2 separate regions of the Homo sapiens genome follow, and region 1 is linked to region 2. The links are chromatin loops, found by intact Hi-C in ENCODE. Cell type or tissue: B cell. All regions are shown on one strand. Links, peaks and the distances in the headings refer to the core of each region. The heading gives the core; the rest is flanking DNA. Region 1 has its middle 18 kb from the start of CDKN3. Region 2 overlaps GMFB (glia maturation factor beta).

Region 1 (4,396 bases), core at 211-4,210, 100 kb after region 2:
TCCATGTGTTCTCATTGTTCTACACGCACCTATGAGTGAGAACATGCGGTGTTTGGCTTTCTGTTCTTGTGTTTGCTGAGAATGATGGTTTCCAGCTTCATCCATGTCCTGCAAAGGACATCATTTGTTATGGCTGCATAGTATTCCATGGTGTATACGTGCCACATTTTCTTTATCTAGTCTATCATTGATGGACATTTGGGTTGGTTCCAAGTCTTCACTGTTGTGAACAGTGCTGCAATAAACATACGTCTGTATGAGTCTTTATAGTAGAATGATTTATAATCCTTTGGGTATATATCCAGTAATGGGATTGCTAGGTCAAATGGTATTTCTGCTTCTTGGTCCTTCAGGAATTGCCACACTGTCTTCCACAATGGTTGAACTAATTTACTTTCCCACCAACAGCTTAAAAGTGTTTGTATTTCTCCACATCCTTTCTGGCATCTGCTGTTTCCTGATTTTTTAATGATCGCCATTCTAACTGGCGTGAGATCTCATTGTGGTTTTGATTTGCATTTCCCTAATGACCAGTGATGATGAACCTTTTTCATACTTTTTGGCTGCATAAATGTCTTCTTTTGAGAAGTGTTTGTTCATATCCTTTGCCCACTTTTTGATGGAGTTGTTTTTTTCTTGTAAATTTAAGTTCTTTGTACATTCTGGATATTAGCCTTTTGTCAGATGGATAGATTGCAAAAAATTTTATCCCATTCTGTAGGTTGCCTGTTCACTCTGATGATAGTTTCTTTTGCTTTGCAGAAGCTCTTTAGTTTAATTAGATCCCATTTATCAATTTTGGCTTTTGTTGGAATTGCTTTTGGTGTTTTAGTCATGAAGCCTTTGCCCATGCCTATGTCCTGAATGGTATTGCCTAGGTTTTCTTGTAGGGTTTTTATGGTTTTAGGTTTTACATTTAAGTTTTTATCCATCTTGAGTTAATTTTTGTATAAGGTTTAAGGAAGGGGTCCACTTTCAGTTTTCTGTATATGACTAGCTAGTTTTCCCAACACCATTTATTAAATAGAAAATCCTTTCCCCATTGCTTGTTTTTGTCAGGTTTGTCAAAGATCAGATGGTTGTAGATGTATGGTGTTATTTCTGAGGCCTCTGTTCTGTTCCATTGGTCTATATATCTGTTTTGGCACCAGTACCATGCTGTTTTGGTTACTGTAGTCTTGTGGTATAGTTTGAAATCAGGTAGTGTGATGCCTCCAGCTTTGTTCTTTTTGCTTAGGATTGTCTTGGCTATGTGGGCTCTGTTTTGGTTTCATATGAAATTTAAAGTAGTTTTTTCTAATTCTGTGAAGAAAGTCACTGGTAGCTTGATGGGGATAGCATTGAATCTATAAATGACTTTGGGCAGTATGGCCATTTTCACGACATTGATTTTTTCCTATCCATGAGCATGGAATGTTTTTCCATTTGTTTGTGTTCTCTCTTATTTCCTTGAGCAGTGGTTTGTAGTTCTCCTTGAAGAGGTCCTTCACATCCCTTGTAAGTTGTATTCCTAGGTATTTTATTCTCTTAGTAGTAATTGTGAATGGGAATTCACTCACGATTTGGCTCTCTGTTTGTCTATTATTGGTGTATAGGAATGCTTGTGATTTTTGCACATTGATTTTATATCCTGAGACTTTGCTGAAGTTGCTTATCAGCTTAAGGAGTTTTTGGGCTGAGATGATGGGGTTTTCTAAATATACAATCATGTCATCTGCAAACAGAGACAATTTGACTTCCTCTCTTCCTATTTGAATACCATTTATTTCCTTCTTGTGCCTGATTGCCCTGGCCAGGAGTTCCAATACTATGTTGAATAGGAGTGGTAAGAGAGGGGACATCCTTATCTTGTGCTGATTTTCAAAGAAAATGCTTCCAACTTTTACCCACCCAGTGATATTGGCTGTGGGTTTGTCATAAATAGCTCTTATTATTGTCAGATACATTCTATCAGTGTATAGTTTATTGAGTTTTTAGCATAAAGGGGTGTTGAATTTTATTGAAGGCATTTTCTGCATCTATTGAGATAATCATGTGGTTTTTGTCGTTGGTTCTGTTTATGTGATGAATTACGTTTATTGATTTGCATATGTTGAACCAAGCGTGCATCCCAGGGGTGAAGCTGACTTGATCGTGGTGGATAAGCTTTTTGATGTGTTACTGGATTTGGCATTTGGAATAGTTAATATTTTTAACTCATCCAAAACCCACCTTTGGGTATTTTTGGTCCTTTTTTCCTCCGAGCTGGAGGAAAAAATGAAAACCAAAGGTATCACCCAAGCTGTACTATTTTCCCTTCTCACTTTAGCCACTGAAAATAGCCAGGTGATCCAGTGAGTGGGTCTCCTTTCTTGGGGGGAAGGATCTGTTATTTAAAAATTCCATGGGTAACTTTTAACTCACAACACTCAGCAGCCAGCTGCTGTTTAATATCATGGGCAACTTTACAACCTTCCAGCCATTAAGGGTTTGTCACCTCCTGTCCCTTAATCCTTCCTTTAACCAAAGAATGCATCTGTCATATTTCATTGAGTCAGAGTTGGTCTAGGGAATCCCACTTTTGACATGAAATATATGTCAGGGAGGTCCCTAAGACTACTTCCAGATTTGAGGATTCACTAGGATTGTCAGGATTCAGTATGCAGTTGCACGCATGGCTAGGAATTGTTAGAGTGAAAGGATACTGAGCAAATCAGCAAAAAGAAAGGGGCATGGGACAAAGTCTGGAGGAAACTAGGTTCAAGCATCCACGCATCCTCTCCCTGGGGAGTCACACAGGATGTGCTTAATTCCCTAAACAACGGGTTGTGACAACACGTGTGAAACTGATGCCAACAGGAGACAGGGAAATACTGGGTAGAAGAGGGCAGTTCCCTGGCAAAGGCCCCATCCTCAAGCCTGAATACCCACAGCCCTAAATGGGAACAGGCATTCCTGTTTTTGCACCCAAAAGTTGCCTTTTGGCCCTCCACGCCCCCCTATCCTGTACCCATATAAACCCCAAATCCCCAGCTCCAGAAGGAGACCAGGAGATGATCAGAGAGCCAGAAGGATGGCAGAATGGTGCAGCAGAGAGAAAAGAAAGAGCATCTGAATGCCGAGAGGAGTTCAACTGGGGTTGGTGGGAGAGGAGATCGGCTACCGGGTGGCGAAACTCCAGGGGAAGATCATCTTCCCACTTCATCCCCCTTGTAGCTCCCCATCCATCCCACTGAGAGCCCACCTCCACCACTCAATAAAACCTCTGCTTTCACCATCCTTCAAGTCTGTGTGTGACCCAGTTCTTCCAGGATGCTGGACAAGATCTCAGGATATAGAAAGCTGTCACATTGGCCCTCTGCCCTTGCAAAAAGGCAGAGGGTCTACTGAGCTGATTAACTCTTAAGCTATCCATGGACAGCAAGGCTAAAAGAGTGCACCGTAACACACACCCACTTGGGCTCCTGTACCTGTCCGTCTGCGTGCTCCCCCTCCTGTCAGGGGTTTGAGCAGCGGTGGTGACCGAACAGACAAGCCACACCCCTGTTGCCATCTGCAAGGGGGGTCAGGGAACTCTCCCATCTCAAAACGTTGTCTGTCAGGGAAACTCATTAGAGACTCGGTGACCAGGGTTTCTAGTGGGGGCTGATCATGCAGGCACCTTTGCCTGGCAGGTACTAAAATTTCAGACTCCCAGAAGGAAAGCAGATCTTCAGGATAAAAGTATTGTTTGCACAAAATATTTAGGTACAGTGAGGCTTTCTTATCAGAGATAGTGTTCTCTCTCCACAAATTCAAGTTTCCAGATACTAGCCAAGGGCAATCTTGCAAGCAGGTTTTTCTAAGGACAGCAGTATCAGGCTTGCTATGCTCTTTTCTGCACAGCATGATGTGGCAAAAAGTTCAAAAAGTTTTTGCCCAGTCAAGCTTGTCCTTGTTTCCCTCTTCTGTTACGATGAGAAAAACATGATTGATGTAGACCACTTATCTGAGGAGGAATATATGACATATAGGAAATAAAGCTGGGTCTCCAGCAGACCTCAGTCAAAATCAACCAATAACCCTAGGCATTCTCTGTACGTGAGGAGCTCAGCTGAGGCAGGTAGAGCTGTCCAGCTGAGTCCAGCTTAGGTAAGCTGACCCTCAGTCAATCCTTAGCTGACCCTTACATCTGTGAGAATAATTGTTTTAAGCCACTGTGTTTTGGGGTGGTTTGTGGCAGTAGCTAAATGATACACTAATTTAACACTCCCAATAGCACTATGAGGTAAATATTATTATTATTTTGGAGACGGGTTCTTACTCTGTTACCCAGGCTGGAGTGCAGTGGCATGATCTCAGCTCACTGCAACTTCTGCCTTCTGGGTGCAAGTGATTCTCCTGCCTTATTCTCCTGAGTAGCTGGGCCTATAGGCAC
Region 2 (4,396 bases), core at 189-4,188:
TTTAGTAGAGACGGGGTTTCACCATGTTAGCCAGGCTGGTCTCGAACTCCTGACCTCATGATCCGCCCGCCTCGGCCTCCCAAAGTGCTGGGATTACAGGCGTGAGCCACTGTGCCCGGCCCGGGGTCTGGTTTTATTCTGCATATAGCTATCTGGTTTTCCCAGCACCATTTATTGGAGAGAGTGTCCTTTCCCCAGTGTATGTTTTTGGCATCATTGTCCAAAATGAGTTGGCTATAAATGTGTAGATTTACTTCTGGGTTCTCTATTCTGTTTCATTGGCCTGTGTGTGTGGTTTTATGCCAGGATCATGCTGTTTTGGTAACTATTGTTTTGTAGTATATTTTGAAGTACTGCTTTGTTCTTTTTGCTGAGGGTTGCTTTGGCTATTCACAGTCTTTTGTGGCTCCTTACAAATTTTAGGATCTTTTCTCTCTTGCTTTTAAGAATGTCATTGGTATTTTGATGGGGATTGCATTGAATCTGTAGATCACTTTGGGTTAGTATGGACATTTTAACAATATTATGTCTTGTAATCCATGAGCTTGGAATCTTTCCATTTTTGTATGTTCTCTTCAATTTCTTTCATCTGTGTTTTATAATTTTCATTGTAGAGATCTGTCACTTCTTTGGTTAAATTTATTCCTAAATTTTTTATAGCTATTGTAAGTGAGATTGCTTTCTTGATTTCTTTTTCAGATTGTTTCCTGTTGTTGTATATAAATGCTACTGATTTTTGTATGTTGATTTTGTATCCTAAACTTTACTGAAATCATTTATCAGTTCTAATAGTTTTTTTTTTAATGGAGTCTTTAGCTTTTTCTAAATATAAGATCATGTTGTCATAAACAAGGATAATTTGACTTCTTTTTTTCTAACTTGGATGTCTTTTATTTCTTTCTCTTCCCTAACTGCTCTGGCTAGGACTCCCAGTACTATGTTGAATAAAAGTGGTACAATTGGGCATCCTTGTTTTACTCCAGAACTTAGAGTAAAGGCTTTCAGTTTTTCCCCATTTAGTATGCTGTCAGCTGTGGGTTTGTCATATATGGCCTTTATTGTTTTGAGGTGTGTTCTTTCTATACCCAATTTGTTGAGGGTTTTTATCATGAAAGGATGTTGAATTTTATCAAATGTTTTTTCAGCATCTCTTGAAATGATACGATTTTTGTTATTCTGTTAATGTAATGTATCACATTTATTGATTTGCCCATGTTGAACCATTCTTACATCCCTGGGATAATCCCACTTGATCACGGTGAATGATCTTTTTAATGTGTTGTTGCATCTGGTTTTCTAGTATTTTGTTAAGGATTTTTGCATCTATGTTCATCAAGCATATTGACCTATAGTTTTTTTTTGTTGTTGTATACTTGTCTGGTTGTGGTATCAGGGTAATGCTGTTCTTGTAGAATGAGCTTGGAGGTATGTTCTCCCCTTCAATTTTTTTGAATAGTTTGAGTAGAAGTGGTGTTTTAAATCTTTGGTAGAATTCAGCAGTGAAGCCCTCAGATCCTGAGTTTTTCTTTGATGGGAGACTTTATTACTGTTTCAGTCTCATTACTCATTATTGGTTTGTTCAGGTTTTCTATTTCTTCATGGTTGAGTCTTGGTAGATTGTGTGTGTCCAAGAATTTATCCATTGCTTCCAGGTTTTCCATTTTGTTATAGTGTTCATAATAGTCTCTAATGATTCTTTGTATTTCTGTGGTATCAATCGCAATGTTTCTTTTTGTCTCTGCTTTTATTTCTTTTGCACATTCTTAGTAGCTCCTTTTTATATCTCTATAATCATTTAATTATAATATAAAATATTATTGGTCTTTACTCTTATGGGGTTTTTAACACTTTTGTTGCTTATATTTTTTTTCCCCTGTAATTGTGAGGACAAAAAATAATTTATTAATTCTAAGTATAATCAGATTATTTTCTTGTTCTTCCTTCACTGTGTAAAAATAGTATGCTTGACTCCCTTTCTAACAGCAGACAGTGATTCTTGACTTTCCCCATATTCTTCCCTTCCTCTCCAGTTCTGATGACATTGCACATTATTATGTGTGTGGTTTTTGAGACATTCATTAGCCAAAGAGAAAGTTAAAATATACCTTACATATATGAGATGAACAAATTTGTAGGATTAAGCAATGTAGATCCAAAGGTTGGTTGATTTTAAAGTTCTTTTAAGTGTTCATGTATTTAATGCTTTCACTTAATTGACATTTGTGAATGTCAGTATGCATTATAAAGGTATTAGGTTTCATAACTTTAACATGTACATATATTGAAGTCATGGCATTTTATGTGTGTTTTTTTTCTTTTATAGAGTGAGTCTTTGGTTGTTTGTGATGTTGCCGAAGATTTAGTGGAAAAGCTGAGAAAGTTTCGTTTTCGCAAAGAAACGAACAACGCTGCTATTATAAGTAAGCTAAAAGTGATTGCCTCAAAGTTACATGGTCTTAATTTGTTTTTAATCTTGTAGCTACATTGAATGAACTGAACCGTTGGAAAGCAATGTTACTTCCTCTGTTTCATTTCCCCACCACCACCTTTAGATCACTTTAAAAAATAAGTAACAGCTAATTCTAATGTCACAGAACAGAGGTGGATTGTCCCACCTCCCCCATAGTCCTTTTATCAGCTGCCTGTACAGCTCTGGAGAAGGCGGTCGTCTTGGTCCTTGGGTAATGAGGATTCCCATCTGCAGTGACCCATCCAACCCATCCTTCTTGGGGGACTAAAAATAGCCTGGCCATTCATCCTCAAATAGAAACCTTTGCCTACACCTAAAATGACAAAGTTCAGCATTGTGTACATAGTGACTTTGGGCATTATTCCAGTTGTAGATTTGAACTCTGGTTTCAGGAAGAGTACTTTTAAGTGGCACTGGCACTATCTTCTGAAAATGGAAAAAGTGATTTGCATATTGCTCCTCCCACTGTGAGCTATATCTGACATTATGCAGATTTCCCTTGTATTCATAGGCAGTATTTAATATGTAGGTAGTGATTTAGAAAGATGAGGAAAGGATGAGGGGGTGAAAATGTAAAACTCTAGAGACCATGCTTAACAGAGATGCATCTGGCAGATGTGATTTAATCAGAGGTCATGACAACTTGTCATGAATTCTGATTTCATTATAAATAAATACTGCAATGTCGACATATGGTTCTTAAAAGTGAAAAAAAAATAAAAGTGAAAATGTGTGTTAGTGCCATTTACTGCAAAAGCTGAAACTATTTGAGATTACATTATATCTCACAAGATTTACTATCAAATTGGTGCAAAACCAAACATGGTCAACTTTGCCAGACTAACAGGAAAGGATAGAGGCATAGAGTATCTAAACTTATTTTGATTTAGCTTTGGATTACATTAGATATATTTGAATGTAGATATCACTTCTATTTGGTTATTCACTTTCTTAGAATAATGATACCGTGCCATGAAATCCTGACCTTGGAGAAGCCAGGAATTTTGAGGTTTCTCTATTTTGATCCCCGATCAGGCACTTTTTCCCTTGCAGTTCTGACCATGTTGCATATAGACCAATCAGTTACAGTTACCCTTTCAGGCTTTTTCTTATTATCTAGAAGTTGGATTTGAGTTACAAAGTTCTTTCATATACACAGGAAATGTAAGAAATTAACAGCAAGTTCTAAATAAGCAAATTAGGTACTGGGAATTATGGGTAAAAGCTTTTAAAAGCTGACAGCTTGAAAAGCAAAGCTAGCTAATAAACCGTAAACTAAAACTGTGAATTAGTTATATGCTTCTGTTTCTTGATGTTTTAATTTTAGATGTCCGAAAAAAAAGGCTGAGATTGTGTGGGTTGGGCAGATCAGGGTCACATTAGAATCCCAGCTTACTCATACTTGATTTTTATTTTAGTGAAGATTGACAAGGATAAACGCCTGGTGGTACTGGATGAGGAGCTTGAGGTTTGTTCAATGAACTAAATACAATTTTATAGTTAAGTAATTATTATTTCTCAAAAGATGCTATATTAGTTACATATGCTTCTAAAACGAATCTTGAACCTCCTTTAAATACATGCTCATTATGCATAAAAGCATGTGCTAATTGTGTAGTTTGTGATATTGCTAATTTAACTACCTTGTTTAAAAGCATTAGTGAAGTCCAGTGTAATAAGTGGTATAAGTTGGGGTCATATACTGAGTAAGAAGTGAGTCAACTTTGTAACTTGCTTCTAAGTTGCTTGACTAGTACTTAAAACCTGAAACCCTACAATTTAAATATCTGGTTTGTCAAATTAAGTAACTAGAGTAAAAAGAATTCAATTCTTTTTTCTGAAATCAGACATTGTTTCTTTCCGCTAAGATACTGGCTTATGTCATTCAGTATTTCCTGACAGCTGGGACATAAGCATAGAATCTGT

What was found. Hi-C counts contacts between places; a loop is a spot of excess contacts. Peaks named below come from ENCODE experiments on the same cell type or tissue, not always from the same donor. Only the 100,000 strongest peaks of a DNase experiment are listed, where the experiment ranks them.
Region 1: it touches region 2 in a loop (3-fold over the local background); 14 of 110 quality-filtered maps call a loop at or near these places.

The regions. Positions count from the first base shown.
Region 1 is chr14:54,376,803-54,381,198 of GRCh38, reverse strand. No RefSeq gene overlaps it. Among named protein-coding and RNA genes, the nearest start is that of CDKN3, 18 kb to the left of the region's middle. In B cell, for the core only: no CTCF peak of the experiment used is centred there; DNase peaks (open chromatin) are centred at 1,908 and 2,118; H3K27me3 peaks cover 452 bases.
Region 2 is chr14:54,481,695-54,486,090 of GRCh38, reverse strand. It overlaps GMFB (glia maturation factor beta), which reads left to right. Exons shown (of 7, transcript NM_004124.3): 2 at 2,324-2,420; 3 at 3,889-3,938. Among named protein-coding and RNA genes, the nearest start is that of GMFB, 5.1 kb to the left of the region's middle. RefSeq lists an enhancer at 2,366-2,445. In B cell, for the core only: no CTCF peak of the experiment used is centred there; a DNase peak (open chromatin) is centred at 2,520; H3K4me3 peaks cover 2,142 bases; H3K27ac peaks cover 4,000 bases.